Linked DNA regions of Homo sapiens: all the other regions are linked to region 1. A link is a loop called in an ENCODE intact Hi-C map of the cell type or tissue named here. Cell type or tissue: A673. All regions are shown on one strand. Region 1 has its middle 140 kb from the start of JARID2-DT. Region 2 has its middle 97 kb from the start of LINC01108. Region 3 has its middle 60 kb from the start of JARID2-DT. Region 4 overlaps LOC101928331 (a long non-coding RNA gene).

Region 1 (4,000 bases):
CGTGAAACTAGGAGGTGGAGCTTGCAGTGAGCTGAGATCGCGCCACTGCACTCCAGCCTGGGAGACAGAGCGAGACTCCATCTCAAAACAAAAACAAAACAAAACAAAAAACCAAAATGGCAGGATCGAGGTATATGTGAGTTACTAGCAAGACACTGAATACATAATTCCCACACAGAAGAAGATATTGAAACCTTTGTGTATTATGCCTGACATTAATTATTTGTGCTTTAAAAATATGTGTGTGTGTATATATGTATACATATACGTATACATGAATACGTACACGTATACATGAATACGTACACGTATACATGAATACGTACACGTATACATGAATATCTATACCTATACGTATACATGTATATCTATACCTATACGTATACATGTATATCTATACCTATACGTATACATGTATACACATACATATATGTGTATACACATATATGTACATGTGTATATATACACACACATATTTGTGTATACATACATATACACATGTGTATACATATATATGTATATGTGTATATGTATATACACACACATATTTTTACATACATATATATATGACTTTCCTAGGAATGTTAGATTTCGGAAGTTTCTAGATGCAGCCCTCAGCAGGCAGACCTCCCCAGACCAGGACAGGATGTGCTTAGATGGCGAGTTACACAACTGGAAGTGGCCTCTCTCTGCTGCTCCCTGTGTGTTGCAAGGATTAGTTTAATTAGAGCCTGTGCTTGTACAGCACTTTGACATTCTCAGACAAAAAGTGCTAGATGAGCACAAAATTTTATAACTGTAATGGAATCCAAGCAAATAGCATTGTAATAAATGGGTCTTGCTGCTGATACTGCATTTAAGAGTCCCCTCTTTATAATTGCATGTTTACTCTATGTGATGAACTGAGGTGATTAATAACAATGATAATAATTACTCCTACAGCATTTTATGCTTTCAAAGGGCTTTACAACTTGTTTATTATTAATCTTTAATCTTCCCAGTTGCTGCTCTGCTAAGTCAGTGTTGTTTTTGTTTTTAAAATTTTCATAGAAATGGAGAAATCAGAGGACTAGAGAGCGGGGCTGAGGTTTTGAAGTTCCCACGGCAAGTCAATGTGAGGAGCTGCTGGATTTTGATTTGGAAAGGAGAGATGTTGAATGAGCTGGAAGAGAGGGTGAGGCAGGTCGGGGAGAAGACAGGTGGAGCTCACCGTGGTAACCTTGCAGGGTTCGGTGGCAGATTGCTATGATCTGGGTGTGAGGAACCAAAGCAAGGGTGCTTGGCGAGTCTAAAGCAAAGGCAACTTGATGCAGAATGCGTAGGTGGAGGTTCCCACCTCAACACCCGCTCTGCTTAGGCCGGGTGCTCCAGTGGCATTTGTGCTATCGCCTGCGTTCATTCAGCTGGTACTTAACACCTGGTCAAGGTTGATCAAGGGGAGTAGGGCTTTGTGTCACAGCTAATTGGGTGCTATAAGGAAAAGACCCCCAAACTGTAGTGTAAGCAACTGGCATTGCATAATCAGCTGCTTCGAATACCCACTGGGGGATTAGACTGCGATAAGCAAGTGCTGTAGGTATCTGCGAGACAAGCAGTGTGTCAATTACACTGTGGATGGCCAGATTTATGTGCTTTTTGGCAGTGCTGCTGAACTATTAATCATATCTCATGAACAGGCCCCATGTAAACCAATAGCAAATGGCACATCTTAAGGAGCATCCCAGCAAAAAATGTCCCATTTCCCTTATATCTTCTGCTGATGTCTAAGGTACTGAAAATGAGAATGAATACACAGAGCCATCAAGCAATAATCAAGAGCCAAGCTACCCTTCCCCCCTTCCTTCCTTCCTTCCTTCCTTCCTTCCTTCCTTCCCTCCTTCCCTCCTTCCTTTCTCACTTCCTTTCTTTTGAAAAATAAAAACCTAATCATGTTTTCTGAGCCAGCGAGACCGGATTTCCAATCAGCATCTGGAAATGGCATATTTCACATAAAAACACACCCGTTAAACATTTTCTTTTAATGACAAAGTGAGGATTTCATGACTTTCCTCTACTTTTATTTCATGGTGGTTTAGATGGGCCATCCATATAGATTTCTTATTCCTTGCTAAGTTACATATCTCCTGAAGTGCGATACATCTACTGTCATAATTAAATGTCGTCAAGCTGATGTGTATGAGTGTTTTGAGCGTTATCACTAATTGCTGTGTTAGCATGAATTAGACAGTAAAGTAATTAGAGGCCCAAATGCAGCTGTGTCCTATGTGGTGCAGTTTCTGGGTTGGGCTGTGTGTTTGTGTCTGTGTGAGTGAGGGTGCGGTTGTGTGAACCAGCTCTGTACTCTTCCCCTTATACCTGGATTATCTCAAGGTGCTTGCTAGTCTCTCTTGTTTGTGCGGAAGTCTCTGAAATGATGTCCGGAATGGAAGCCATTGTCTGCAAGAGAGAGTCCAGGTTTCTTTAAATAAGCAATTTTCTGTAATCAGTCAGCAGGGAAAGCTTCACTCTCCAGACTAGCATTAATGGAAGACAGGTTTTAGAGTTTAGAAAAAGCATGTTTATCTTCAAGACAGATTAGTTGGGGTTGGGGTATATAAGTGTGTGGTGAGAGGGGCTGGGAGTTTTGTAAAGAAAATGGGAAGACATTTGTTTTTGTTTTTAGCCCAAGATCTTTTCTAATCTTCCCACATTTGTCAAACCCATAAGGACTCGTTCTGCTGATCGTGTGATGACTGGTCTGGACTTTTCCTCCACCTCCTCTCCCCAGTTCCCCACCCCAACTCCTCCCTGCTTTAGTACTAAACAGGAGTCAGAGGAGAGGCCAGCAAAACTCATGTTCTGGCTTCTGGCTGTCACAGTTCTCCCCATGAAGCTAAAGGCACATGACCAAGTCTTCATCACTGTGGCCTTGGGTTCAAGGGAGCCCCTGTGACCCTCCCCGGCCTCTCTCCACCCCAGGGCTCTCTGGGCATTCCCCTAGTCATCCACGCCTTTTCTTTTTAGGGTGTAACTGTATCCACGATGCAGCTGATTTTAATCTCTATGGGTTTCTGCATCATGGAGCTGAGGAAGACAGCGTAACCGCCTCAGAAAAAAGTCTGTCCTCGGATAACTTATCTGACAGAGAAGCGATTACCACCTGCTTGATTTCTCAGGCAATTTTAATTCACTGCTGCTTGGCGATAGGGATTCGAAAGAGAGAGAGAGGGAGAGTGAGAATCCTTCACTCTATTGAGTTACTCCATAAGCTGTTTCCACAGCTCCAAGATATACTGTGTGCCCGGCCTGTATCTGTTTTATTCATCCAGATTTAAAAAATAGATGTGATGGATTTATGTGTGTGCCCTGCTAATGTGTAAGCAGCTTTCACGGTAGTTTTAGCTCTTGTCCTTGAAGGACTGGCATGGCCCCTGGAGTTGCTCCTCTCCTGTGATAGAAACAGGAAAATGAGAAAGACTCTGCTTCTGTCTGGCGGTTTTGACAAACCTGGTCAAATTCCCATTCCCAGAGGTGCCTTGTGCCCATTAGGAAGCTGATTGCTTACGGGAGAGCCTTTGAATTCCAACAGAGACAAGATCAAGGCCTAATGTGCCACATGTACGTGGGTCTCCCTTTCCTTGACCAACAGATTTTGACAGAATGGCTTGTCAACAAATAGGCCTGGGGTAAGAAGATAAAGAGTTGTCATTTAGAAATAAACACTATCATTTCTCTTCACAATTCGTAACTGCTTTTTCAACTTTTTCCTTCCATCCTCCCTCCTCCTCCTGAATCCCTACATTTTGCATGCCACCAAAATGCTCGTACAGCCTCATCTGGAAGCCTCACTCACTGGTTCTTGCTCCTGGTGGGAGCCTGTGGCTTTTTACCTTCCAAAACATCTCCCTCCTGCTTTTAAAAAAAAGTCTGGTTGGGTGTGGTGGCTCACACCTGTAATCCCAGCACTTTGGGAGGCTGAGATGGGAGGATCACTTGAAGTCAGGAGTTCAAGACCAGCCTG
Region 2 (4,000 bases), 730 kb after region 1:
GCAGAACATGTTGTGTCATATCTTGTAATCTCTCTGGCTACCGAGCCCAGGAACAAAGGGAGAATTGTGCTCTGTTTGTCTAACATGCTCCATATCACAAATTGGAAATCCTTCCTAATTAAGATATTGTTAAATGTCCTTTGTTAGCAGATTTTAACAATGTTAATTAGGAGGTTAGAGTGATCATTGTTCATCTAGCAAACAATTAGGGTGATTTGCACTGTAGCTTTTGAGAAACTTCTCAGCAAATCAGGAGTTTCCTCTCCACAGAGAGGGGAGCAGACCAGAGAAGGAAGAGGACAGGCAGGAGAATGGGCAATGTTTTGCCTAACATTTTTAGCTTACGGGCCAGGGTAAAGCATGAGGAATTGTTAGACATGGGCCTAGTAGCCATTGAGATATCAGTGTTGACCTTGACCTGGTGGCATCACTGTGTTTGCAGATGCGCTATTTATCCCCAGTTCAGGAAAGCCTGGTCAGAGAAAGTGTATGAAACAGCAGGAACCCCTCTCAGGAGCCTTCCAAGCTACACCTCCCCACCTAGCAAAAAACAAAGGGAAAATTTTGAGTCCCTTCAAGGGAAATTCCAGGCACCTAGCTAACCCTACAACCAGCAATTAAGGAAGTAAATGAATAACCTGCTAAGCAGGAAGATAATAGTAACTTAAACAATAGCCACCAAGTAAGCCAGAGTCACAAGATGTTTGCTTCCCTATAGAAACTAAAAGATATTATCTTGACGTATCCTTGAGCTATTTTTCAGAAACAGGAGCCCCACCAGATAGACAATGTTGACCACCGTCACATAGACCTCAGATAAGGGGGCACTGAGGACTGAACTCTAACTGATGTTCTTTGTTCTAAATTTCCTCCTGAGGTGCCTGGAGAAAGTCACACCCTCAGGCCAAAACTAAACATAGCTTTCTGCTAACCCCAAGTTTTTAGACAAAGCTTTGCTTCCTTAACCAATTGCAAATCAAAGAATCTCTGAATCCACCTCTGACCTGTAAGCCTCTGCTTCAAGATGTCCCCCTACGAAGGGCCAAACCAATGGGTAACTTCCTTGTTTTGGTTTACAATTCCTTGTATTGGCTGCATGCCTTCCTTGTCTTGGTTACGACTGCAACTATACATTTAATGCCTTTAAATGTCCATTTCAAAGTACATTTCAGGAAAGCAGAAGTTGCAATTGTAAAAACCCTTGCTTGTCATCCGTCTGGGAGTTTGAGTCCTAAGTGTTAGCTGCCCAGTTCTCCTTGCTTGGCACCCTGAAATACATGCCTCTCTTTCACTGCAAATACCAGTGGTGTTCGTTTTTGGCTTTTGGCTTTTTCTGTTCACTGAGTGGGTGACCCAAAGTTTGGTTCAGTAACACGCAGTTTTCAGGTTTCTTAATCGTCTGGTCAAGTGAGGGTATCTTCCTAAGGCAACAAAAACAATGCCACGCCAGCCATATTTCAACATTTTCTGAAGTTAGAATTTTATTATTTTTAGCAGCAGATGAGCCTGGGCTCCTTCTGCTATAGTCTCCAATCCCTGCCACTTCTATGCCCCCAACATACATCTGCATGATAAAAAACACTTGACAGTCTTTTTTCCTTTTCTTTCTTTCCTTTCCCGCTCCCCACGGCCTGATACTTGTAGAGGGATGTAAGGAGGGAGAGAAGGAAGGAAGGAGGAAGGAAGGAAGGAAGGAAGGAAGGAAGGAAGGAAGGAAGGAGGAAGGAAGGAAGGAAAAAGGAAAGGAAGAAGAGGAAGGAAGGAAGGAAGGAAGGAAGGAAGGAAGGAAGGAAGACAGGACTTTGCATTTTGCTACTTTGAAACTGGAAATACAAGAGCAAAGTATATTTTGAGAGGAGGACAGAACTGGCCATTTGAAAACTACCAGAGGACTTTAGTTGCTTTGAGAATCTCATTCTCTCTTGGCAAAGGTGCCCATGCAGAAGGAGGGCAGGCAACCCAGTGAGAAGAGGGATGGGATTGGAAATCGAATGCAAAGACTCTGAGTTCTATTCTGGGTTTCACCAATGATTTCTCATACAAACTCAGGAAGTCACTTAACTGAAAGTCACACCTGCTTGGAAATGGCACTAAGTTTCTAACCACACACACCCAACACTTGGGGAAAAAAAATCCTAATAGCTCTCGGCAGCTGCTGGGTGCCGGGCACTGTGCTAGGCGCTTTACATAAATTTAACCACAGCCAGCACTTAGCTTCAACACTGAGGGTCCTGAGGCCAATTTAAGTGGCTCTCAAGTCTCTTTTATCCTTGCGGGGCCCCATCTGCTGGGGGAATAAAAAGCCCTTTTATGTTCTACAACCTCACAGACCACCCACCCCAGCAGTTTGTGCTTTGTCACAAAAAACCCTCCATCTAATTAACAGGGCACAATTTTAATGAAATATTGAAGTAAATTATTCATGCCTGTCAGTAATCAAATATAGATGGGTCATCTTGTAAACTGTTACAACATCTGTCATTTGCTTTAAAGTACTGTAGCGTAGATAATGTGATGTCACGTACATATCAGTTACCTAAAGCCACAACCTAAGTGACAGTAATAGGAATTTACCTTGTAGGAATCTACCTTCAGCCGTGTTCTTATCGAGCAAGTTCAGAAATGGGTATTCATTGGGTATTCACTGGGGAAGCCGGTGGCATGTTCATCAGCATAATGGCTATTGTAAATGGGCTCTCACTGAGGAAATTTGATCTGAGTCATATGAAGTTCAGTATGAAGATGAACCCAGTTTTCTGTTTCTTTGCACTGGCATAAATATGTATTCAGCTGTGCCTCGGTGTTCCTGGCCTGCCCTATTTTTTCTCCTCAGTGCATCCACTGCCTAGTACAGAACAGATTTTCAACACACATCCCTTGAATGAAAGAGAAAAGCTACTCTGTCACAACTGGGGAAAAGTTAAGTAGGGTAGAAAACCCACCGACCTTTCTCAAGACCTGATGGAAAACCTTGGCAGGTGAATATTACCCCGTCCAAATTTCCAGACAGTGCTCTCAGGATTTCCTGTGTTGCCAGTAAACCTTTTACTTCCATGAAGAACCTTTGGTCGTCTTAAAGCGGGTCAACTTTTCCAGCTGTCTTTATCCACGGGCAGCACTGACGGAGACCATAAACTCATCCAAATTTAGGCACACAATAAACTGGAAGAGTGGAGAGGGTATTCAGGCTATGAAATTCTGATGGCTCATTACCATGACAAAGGTTGTAACAACTTGGACAGGAAGCCGAACAAAAGGCAGCCACCGTTCTATTTACAATTCTAGGATTGTATTTGTAATCTCTCTTTGCAGGAGAAAGAGACCGCCAGTTAAAAAAAAGACTGAAACACAATAGGAAGAGAGAGTCCACAATGCTGAGAGACACCAAAGGGATCAGAGTATGAGCACACACACTATGTGTGTATTTCTTCTCTGTGTATGTACACAGTCGATGAGAGTAAATTATTGTCATGGGTAAGGGTTTAACATTATTGACCCATGCGATGGCTTTTAAAAAATATATGCCACATGGCTGGAATGCCAATTTGAAGTGGAGAAGCATTTAGGAAAATGAATAGGCTGAGCTGGAGTATTTTCATGGAACAGAGCAAGCCTCTTTAATTTGTTCACTGCAGAGAGCCTGAGAGTAAGCCAACATTGTAACCTGCTAAGTAAAGCACCATGAACATGATTATTAATGCAGAGAAGGGAGGCTCAAGAGTTATTGTGCTGTGCAGGTTTTGGTTTCAGGAAGGCAATAATTGTTCCAAAGTCACTGACAATTTTGGTTAACAAGTGATACAAATGGATCGGGTCCGTTGGCCGTTCTCTGGGGGCCCTCCCACACCCATAGCAGCTAAACTCTGCAAATTCTGATTCATTACCTTTGACTCCCCTTTTGTTACCTATCTAGCCGGTGTCGATAGTTGGGAAGTGTGTGGTGGCAGGGACCATTCAAAAGGGCTCCCCTGCCTCACAGTCCCTGGAGCTCGAGGAGCAA
Region 3 (4,000 bases), 77 kb before region 1:
TTGTAATATGGAGTCTCGCTCTTGTCAGCCAGGCTGTAGTGCAGTGGCACAATCTCTGCTCACTGCAAGCTCCCCCTCCCGGGTTCAAATGATTCTTCTGCCTCAGCCTCCCGAGTAGTTGGGATTACAGACGTACATCACCACGCCCAGCTAAGTTTTGTATTTTTAGTAAAGACAGGTTTCATCATGTTGACCAGGCTGATCTCGAACTCCCAACCTCAGGTGATCCACCTGCCTCAGCCTCCCAAAGTGCTGGGATTATAGGCGTGAGCCATCGTGCCCTGCCTGGGGCCTCTTTCCTAAGGCCTCCCATTCATGAGGGTTCTATTCTCATGACCTACTCACCTCACCTCCCAATGAACCCTAGCTTTTAATATCATCTCCTTGAGGGTTAGGTTTCAACGTATGAATTTTGGGGCAGCAAAAACTTTCAGAGTGCTGGTTGTGGTGGCTCACGCCTGTAATCCCAGTACTTTGGGAGGCCGAGGCAGGCAGATCACAAGGTTAAGAGATCAAGAACATCCTGGCCAACATGGTGAAACCCCGTCTCTACTAAAAATACAAAAATTAGCTGGGCTTGGTGGCATGAGCCTGCAGTCCAAGCTACTGGGGAGGCTGAGGCAGGCGAATCACTTGAACCTGGGAGGCGGAGGTTGTAGTGAGCCAAGATTGTGCTACTGCATTCCAGCCTGGTGACGGAGTGAGACTCCGTCTCAAAAAAAAAAAGAAAAGAAAAGAAAAAGAAAAAGAAAAAGAAAATTAGCCACGCGTGGTAGCGGGTGCCTGTAACGCCAGCTACTCCAGCAGCTGAGGCAGGAGAATCCCTTGAACCCAGGAGGCGGGGGTTGCAGTGAGCCTAGATCGTGCCACTGCACTCAAGCCTGGGTGATAGGGCGAGACTGCGTCTCAAAAAAAACAAAAAACAAAACAAAACAAAATAAAATTCAGACAATAGCACAATCTATATATGTGTGTGTGTGTGTGTGTGTATATACATACATATATATGTGTATATATATATATCCTTTTTTTTTTTCAGACAGACTCCCATGTTTAAGCTATTCTTAGCCTCCCAAGTAGCTGGGATTACAGGCGCACACCACCATGCCCGGCTAATTTTTGTATTTTTAGTAGAGATGGGGTTTCACCATGTTGGTCAGGCTGGTCTCGAACTCCTGACCTCGTGATCTGCCCTCCTTGGCCTTGCAAAGCGCTGGGATTACATGTGTGAGCCACCACACCCGGCCAGCACAGTTTATTTAAATTTCCCCATTTGTCTCCAAAATATCCTTTATACTATTTTCCCCTGATTTAGAATCCAATCAAGGTACATGCATTGCATATGATGATCTTGGTTTTTTTTTTTCAGATGGAGTCTTGCTCTGTTGCTCAGGCTGGAGTGCAGTGGCATGATCTCTGCTCATTGCAACCTCCGCCCACCTGGTTCAAGTAATTCTCCTGCCTCAGCCTCCTGAGTAGCTGGGATTACAGGTGCTCACCACCATGCCCAGCTACTTTTTGTACTTTTAGTGGAGATGGGGTTTCACCATGTTAGCCAGGCTGGTCTCGAACTCCTGACCTCGTGATCCACCCACCTTGGCCTCCCACAGTACTGGGATTACAGGTGTGAGCCACCATGCCTGGCCTATTTATTTTTAAAATCAAAATGAATTCAAGCAAATTGGTTATGTCCATAATTGAGAATCTTTTTGTGAACACCATAACTTTTTTCTTTCTTTCTCTCTCTTTCTTTCTCTCTTTTTCTTTCTTTCTTTCTTTGTCTTTCTTTCTTTCTTTCTTTTCCTTCCTTCCTTCCTTCCCTTTCTTTTTCCTTCCTTCCTTTTTTTTTTTTTTTTTTTTTGAGATGGAGTCTCACTCTGTCGCCCAGGCTGGAATGCAGTGGTGATATCTCGGCTCACTGCAAGCTCTGCCTCCCGGGTTCACGCCATTCTCCTGCCTCAGCCTCCTGAGTAGCTGGGACTATGGCGACCGCCACCATGCCCAGCTAATTTTTTGTATTTTTAGTAGAGACAGGGTTTCACCATGTTAGCCAGGATGGTTTCGATCTCTGGACCTCATGATCCGCCCACCTCAGCTTCCCAAAGAGCTGGGATTACAGGCATGAGCCACCGCGTCCGGCTCACTCCTTCCTTCCTTCCTTCCTTCCTTCCTTCCTTCCTTCCTTCCTTCCTTCCTTTCTTGATGGAGTTTTGTTCTTGTTGCCCATGCTGGGGTGCAATGGGGTGGTCTCAGCACACTGCAACCTCTGCCTCCCCGCCTCGGCCTCCCAAAGAGCTGGGATTACAGGCATGAGCCACCTCGTCTGGCTCCTTCCTTCCTTCCTTCCTTCCTTTCCTCCCTCCCTCCCTCCCTCCCTCCCTCCCTCCCTCCCTCCCTCCCTCCTTCCTTCCTTCCTTCCTTCCTTCCTTCCTTCCTTCCTTCCTTCCTTGATGGAGTTTTGTTCTTGTTGCCCAGGCTGGGATGCAATGGCGTGGTCTTAGCTCACTGCAATCTCTGCCTCCCAGGTTCAAGTGATTTTCCTGCCTCAGCCTCCAAAGTAGCTGGGATTACAGGCGCATGCCACCACACCTGGCTAATTTTTGTATTTTTAGTAGAGATGTGGTTTCACCATACTGGCCAGGCTGGTCTTGAACTCCTGGCCTCAGGTGATACACCTGCCTCAGCCTCCCAAAGTTCTGGGATTACAGGTGTGAGCTACCGTGCCCAGCAGAGAGATTTGGCTAGAGACTTTGCCAAGGGGCACCTGTGAATTGGGCAGGTTCAATACCTGTCCTTACAAAGCTCTGAGTGCAGTTCAGGAGCCAGACATCATACATGTAGTCATAATAGTGAGTCATTCATGTCACTGATGGTAAGTGCTCTGAAGAGAAATGCTGTTGACAGAGAATAACAGAGATCTCATCTCAAAGGGGGCCAGAGATGGTGAAAGGAAGAAAGGGGAAAACCCAAGGCAGGTTCTCTGAGGAAATGACTTTTAGGTTGAAACGGGGAGGAGGGGGAATCCACCACCAGGTAAAATGTGGAGTGGGGGGGGGGTTCTCTTTTAGAACTACATTTTCTTTTTCGTTTTTTTCCTTTTTTAGAAAAAGATAAAACATATTTGCAGAGATTGCTAGTCCGCTAATGACTTCTCTGCCCTTCTTCCTTGTCAGAGAACCCCGTTGTCACTCATAATGGCTACATTTCCAGCAATCTTTGCAGTTGCTTATGGCCATGTGATTAATTGTGGCCATTGGAAGTGCCACTTCTGGAATGCACCCTTAAAGAGAGGTGGTATTCCTCTTTCACCAACCTCCCTCTCCCCTGTGACTTGGAACAGGGCCTCAGTGTTGAGCCATCTTCACTCATGTGGCAGGCCAACACCTGTGGGTGGCAGAATGGCAACTGGGGCCACTCCACCACCCCAAGTGCCAACAGTCATGCTTATATCTGAGGCTGAAATAAGCTACTGTCTCATGTATGCCTTTTTTTTTTTTTTTTTGGCAGGGCAGGGGGGAGATGAAGTTCTGTTATATACAATTGAACTTAAATCCTAAGCAAATACAGTATATAATACTTAGCAACACATTTAAATTGAATAAAAGAGAGTATGATAAATATGAATTCTTCTTATCACCCATACACCTCAGAGTTGATTTTAAGACACAAGGAGCGGCCTGGCACCCTGGCTCATGCCTGTAATCCCAGCACTGTGGGAGGCTGAGGTGGGCGGATCACTTGAGGTCAGGAGTTCCAGACCAGCCTGGCCAACAGGGTGAAACCCTGTCTCTACTAAAAATACAAAAATTAGCTGGGTATGATGGTGGGTGCCTGGGAGGCTGAGGCAGGAGAAACACTTGAACCCGGGAGGCGGACGTTGCGGTGAGCTGAGATCTCGCTGCTGCACTCCAGCCTGGGAGACAAAGGGAGACTCCATCTCAAAAAAAAAAAAAAAAAAAAAGAAGAAGAAGGAGGCTGGTCACAGTGGCTCACGCCTCTA
Region 4 (4,000 bases), 610 kb after region 1:
AACCCGGCTCTGTCTCCTCCTCTTCAGAAGGTGGACAGGAAGAGGAGAAGGGATTCTTCTTGCTGCCCTTGTGAAAACTCAACCTCCGGGCTCACCAGGGATAGAGACCTGTAGATTCCCATTCTCTTCAGGAGTTAGGGAAAATGAGGGAATGGATTTAGGATTTCACTTTCTCCAGAGGAAAAAAAGGAAGGCCTTCTCAGAAACAGCATCCTTCTCGCTCTTTCTCGCCTTCAGTTGCTTTCAATTTAAGTCAATTAGACAGAAAATGAGCTCGCAGAACCTACAGCTGAACACACCTGGGGTTCCTATTTATCTATTTATTTATTTGCCTTCCCCCCCCCCCCTTCTCCCCCCCAGCACCTTGTTCTTGAAACTTGTCTGGTTCAGCATTTCACTGGCTTGGTTAAGTATCTTGTAAGGAAATCATTTATAATAAAGCTGGTATGCTTGGGTTTATCATTTCTAAGTGCGGGTCAGGATTTAGTTCGCTATGTTAAACTCTCCATGCTGCATGTGATTTGTCAAGCTTTGTCAGGAACAAAAAGTTCCGGGATGTGCAAAGCAGGACTGCTTGGTTTCCATGGAGATACTTCTAGTTAGGCTATGGAAATCCTGAAAAGGCCAGAGGATGAGTGACAATACAAGGATTTAGCGGCTGATCTGAAGAGCCAGACTGAATTAATGAGATTTTTCACAGAGCGTTATTAGCAAGGCTAGCACCGTATGGCTCTTAGGCCCTCGTGTTCTCAGCTGCAGTCTTGGAAAACAGAAATGGAAAGATTTAATTGCTGTTTTTTAAACCCTTTAAGATTATTTTAACCTATAACATTTTAAGGTTGTAATAAAAAATGGGGCTCTTTTTTTCATCACTCAGTTACTGTTATTACTGTGTTTTTGGTGGCAGTTGCCCTCCATGTGCATGGAGATGGGAAATTCAATAGTACTTATTATATTGAGCAGTTAATTCCCACATACTGTGAACACATTACTCTTCAAAGTAGGTTATCTGGCATTCCATTTAGAGCTGAGGGAGAGATACCATGTTGCTGGCTTTATGTCTCCTAGGGCTATATTAATTATTTATTATAGACTGCTGATGTCAACCGTTAACTCAGGCGGGTCAGAGTTTGTACATATATCTAACCAATGTCTGGCTTTTTGGAGTTTGGATGTGGATTTCTGGAAACTAGCAATCTGTGTGTTTTGTGAGTTTAATTCCATGTGCTACCACTGCTGCCGTTAACACCAAAAGGAAAGGAGCTAAGGAGTCTTCTCGGCTATCTTCAGGTAGCAGTTGCCTCCAAAGTTTGGGAGACACACTGTCAGAGGCCTCCTTCTTCTCCCCCGCTCCCAGCCAGCCCACTTTTTTTTTGGTTTGGGCATGAGTCTCGCTTTGTCACTCAAGCAGAGCATGGAGGCACGATCTTGGCTCACTGTAACTTCCGCCTCCCGTGCTCAAGTGATTCTCCTGCCTCAGCCTCCCGAGTAGCTGGGACTACAGGTGCGCATCACCATGCCCGGCGAATTTTTGTAATGTTTTTTTTTTTTTGTAGAGAAGGGGTTTCACCATGTTGACCAGGCTGGTCTCGAACTCCTGGCCTCAAGAGATCCGCCCGCCTAGGCCTCCCAAAGTGCTGGCATTACAGGCGTGAGCCACTGCACCCAGCCTCTTCTCCCTTTCTTTGCAAGGATTAATACCAGAACTCCTAATTCCAGTTCTTTTTTTATTCCCCACAACCGTAGTGAACCCAGCTCTGAGCTTAGAAATTATGGGTGCGATTAGCTGGGTTGCCTTTTCATTTCCCACACGTTCCCTGCGCAAGCTCTCCATAAAATGTCACTATCTGCCACCTCCTGAAACGAGACGTGTGGTGTAGGGGAAGCAGCTCGCCAGGCGCTGCTCTTGCTTGCTGGTTTGCAGAAGGGCACATGCCCATATGTTTCTGGGAGATGTAAAACTATCGTGTTGCTGCTGAGCAATCCACAACAAAAGCACATGCTGCCTGCATTCCCCGGATTCCTGTACAGTAGACTAATCCATTTAATCTCACTGTTAGCTTCCCCGGGCGGGAATTTCACAGTCTCTTTTGATTTAGTGGTTTGTAAAATCTCTGATTAAGTGCCTCTGCCCTCCTGTTATTGTCTCTCTATTCCCTAAATGATTTTGTGGGGAAGAAACCAGTGGAGTTGAAACAAGGGTCAACACACCCTCATCCTTACCTACTTGGTTTTTCTTTATCATTCTTAATTTTTTTAGTTTTATGCACTTTTTTCCCCCTTGACTCTGCTGACATGTGACAGCATTTTGCTTCTTAAATTATAAAATATGCCCTCTACTTTGCCAATTCTTGCTGGGTCCTCCCAGCTGTGTTGATCCCAAGTTTATCTCTTGGCATCTAAGGATCCACTACTCTGTTTGTCTTTAGAAGGGTGGTGATGCGAGCAAAGGTGATGGAAACGACAGACCTGACCTTGAGACCTAGTTCTGTCATTTGCTAGCTGTGTGATTGTGGGCAAGTTGCTTCACCTCTCTGGTCCTAATTTCCTCATTAAAAGTGAACATTAAATGCTATAGCATATAGAAAGTTCCTAAGTGGGCCAGGTGTGGTGGCTTACGCCTGTAATTCCAGCGCTTTGTAAGGCCAAGGTGGGAGGATCACATGAGCCCAGGAGTTTGAGACCAGACTGTGCAACATAGGGAGACCTCATCTCTCCAAAAAATAAAAATAAATTAGCCAGGCATGGTGGTGTGTGCCTGTAGTCCTAGCTCCTCTGGAGGCTGAGGCAGGAGGATCGCTTGAGTCTGCTAGGTCAAGGCTGCAGTGAGCTATGATCATACCACTGCACTCTAGCCTGGGCAACAGAGCAAGATCCTGTCTCTAAAAAATAAATAAAATTAAATTTAAAAAAAGTGCCTACATGCCTGCATATAGTAGATACTCAACAAATTATGATAATAATAGCTATCATTCCTACAAGTGTATGTGTTGTGCACAGCAGTGATTTGACTTGGGGCATTTTACTAAGTCCTTTGATGTGTGTTTTCCTGATGTCTCTGCTTAGATTAAGCTTCTTGAAGTTAAGAGCCCAAGTTTTCTATTTATTTTGTAACTGTTCCCTGCATTTACTTTGTGCTATTTTCCTGCCTGATTCTCTGCCTCTTAAAAATGCCTATCATCATGATAGCAATGCCCAAACTAACTCCAGCTCTACAAATAAAGCTTACACCCTCTCATCAGAGTGTAGCAGGTACGAATTGCACTCTAGAATTTGGAAGTAGGAAACATGGCAGTTCATTATTTAAAAAAAAAAAAATGAAATTACATGTGGCTCCGAGCTCCCACTATGGAAGTGGGAAGGAAGGGAGGAAGGAAGGAAGAAAGGAAAGAAGGAAGGAAGGAAGGAAGGAAGGAAGGAAGGAAGGAAGGAAGGAAGGAAGGAAGGAAGGAAATACCTGGAGGTATTTTCAGTTGTTGGCAGTGACTTTTTTTTTTTGACAGTCTTACTCTGTCACCCAGGCTGGAGTGCAGTGGCGTGATCTCGGCTCACTGCAACCTCCACCTCCCAGGTTCAAGCAATTTTCCTGCCTCAGCCTCCCGAGTAGCTGGGACTACAGGTGTATGCCACCATGCCAAGGGTAATTTTTTGCATTTTTAGTAGAGACCAGGTTTCACTGTGTTAGCCAGGATGGTCTTGATCTCCTGACCTCGTGATCCACCCGCCTCGGCCTCCTAAAGTACTGGGATTACAGGGGCAGTGACTTTTTAATTTACCATATGTGTCACTTGCTCCCATACTATCTCTGTACTCGGATTATTGTCCTCTAGTGGGCTGTTTCCTTCCTTTTAGTCCCTCATACCTACCATGCTTGCACCAGTGTCTCAGACCAATTATGGCAGCCAGTCCATTAACTGGATCCCTCCAAAGGTATCCCAAGACTCCACTTCCTCATTCAGTACCTCTGCTCCAGCACTAGATTGAGAAGGAAAGAAAAATT

The links. Hi-C counts contacts between places; a loop is a spot of excess contacts. Peaks named below come from ENCODE experiments on the same cell type or tissue, not always from the same donor. Only the 100,000 strongest peaks of a DNase experiment are listed, where the experiment ranks them.
Region 2: a loop joins it to region 1, with 29 times the contacts of the local background. A loop is called at or near these places in 1 of 110 quality-filtered maps.
Region 3: a loop joins it to region 1, with 13 times the contacts of the local background. A loop is called at or near these places in 1 of 110 quality-filtered maps.
Region 4: a loop joins it to region 1, with 9 times the contacts of the local background. A loop is called at or near these places in 1 of 110 quality-filtered maps.

The regions. Positions count from the first base shown.
Region 1 is chr6:15,106,255-15,110,254 of GRCh38, reverse strand. No RefSeq gene overlaps it. Among named protein-coding and RNA genes, the nearest start is that of JARID2-DT, 140 kb to the left of the region's middle. In A673, no CTCF peak of the experiment used is centred here; DNase peaks (open chromatin) are centred at 694, 1,784 and 2,754; H3K27ac peaks cover 4,000 bases.
Region 2 is chr6:14,380,703-14,384,702 of GRCh38, reverse strand. No RefSeq gene overlaps it. Among named protein-coding and RNA genes, the nearest start is that of LINC01108, 97 kb to the right of the region's middle. RefSeq lists enhancers at 2,560-3,103, 3,104-3,645 and a silencer at 3,971-4,000. In A673, no CTCF peak of the experiment used is centred here; DNase peaks (open chromatin) are centred at 1,612, 1,952, 2,742 and 3,252; H3K4me3 peaks cover 380 bases; H3K27ac peaks cover 4,000 bases.
Region 3 is chr6:15,183,513-15,187,512 of GRCh38, reverse strand. No RefSeq gene overlaps it. Among named protein-coding and RNA genes, the nearest start is that of JARID2-DT, 60 kb to the left of the region's middle. In A673, no CTCF peak of the experiment used is centred here; a DNase peak (open chromatin) is centred at 2,232; H3K27ac peaks cover 2,118 bases.
Region 4 is chr6:14,498,032-14,502,031 of GRCh38, reverse strand. LOC101928331 (a long non-coding RNA gene) reads right to left here. Exons shown (of 3, transcript XR_001743994.3): 2 at 3,867-3,975. Among named protein-coding and RNA genes, the nearest start is that of LINC01108, 210 kb to the right of the region's middle. In A673, a CTCF peak has its summit at 1,853; DNase peaks (open chromatin) are centred at 651, 981, 1,941 and 3,291; H3K27ac peaks cover 562 bases.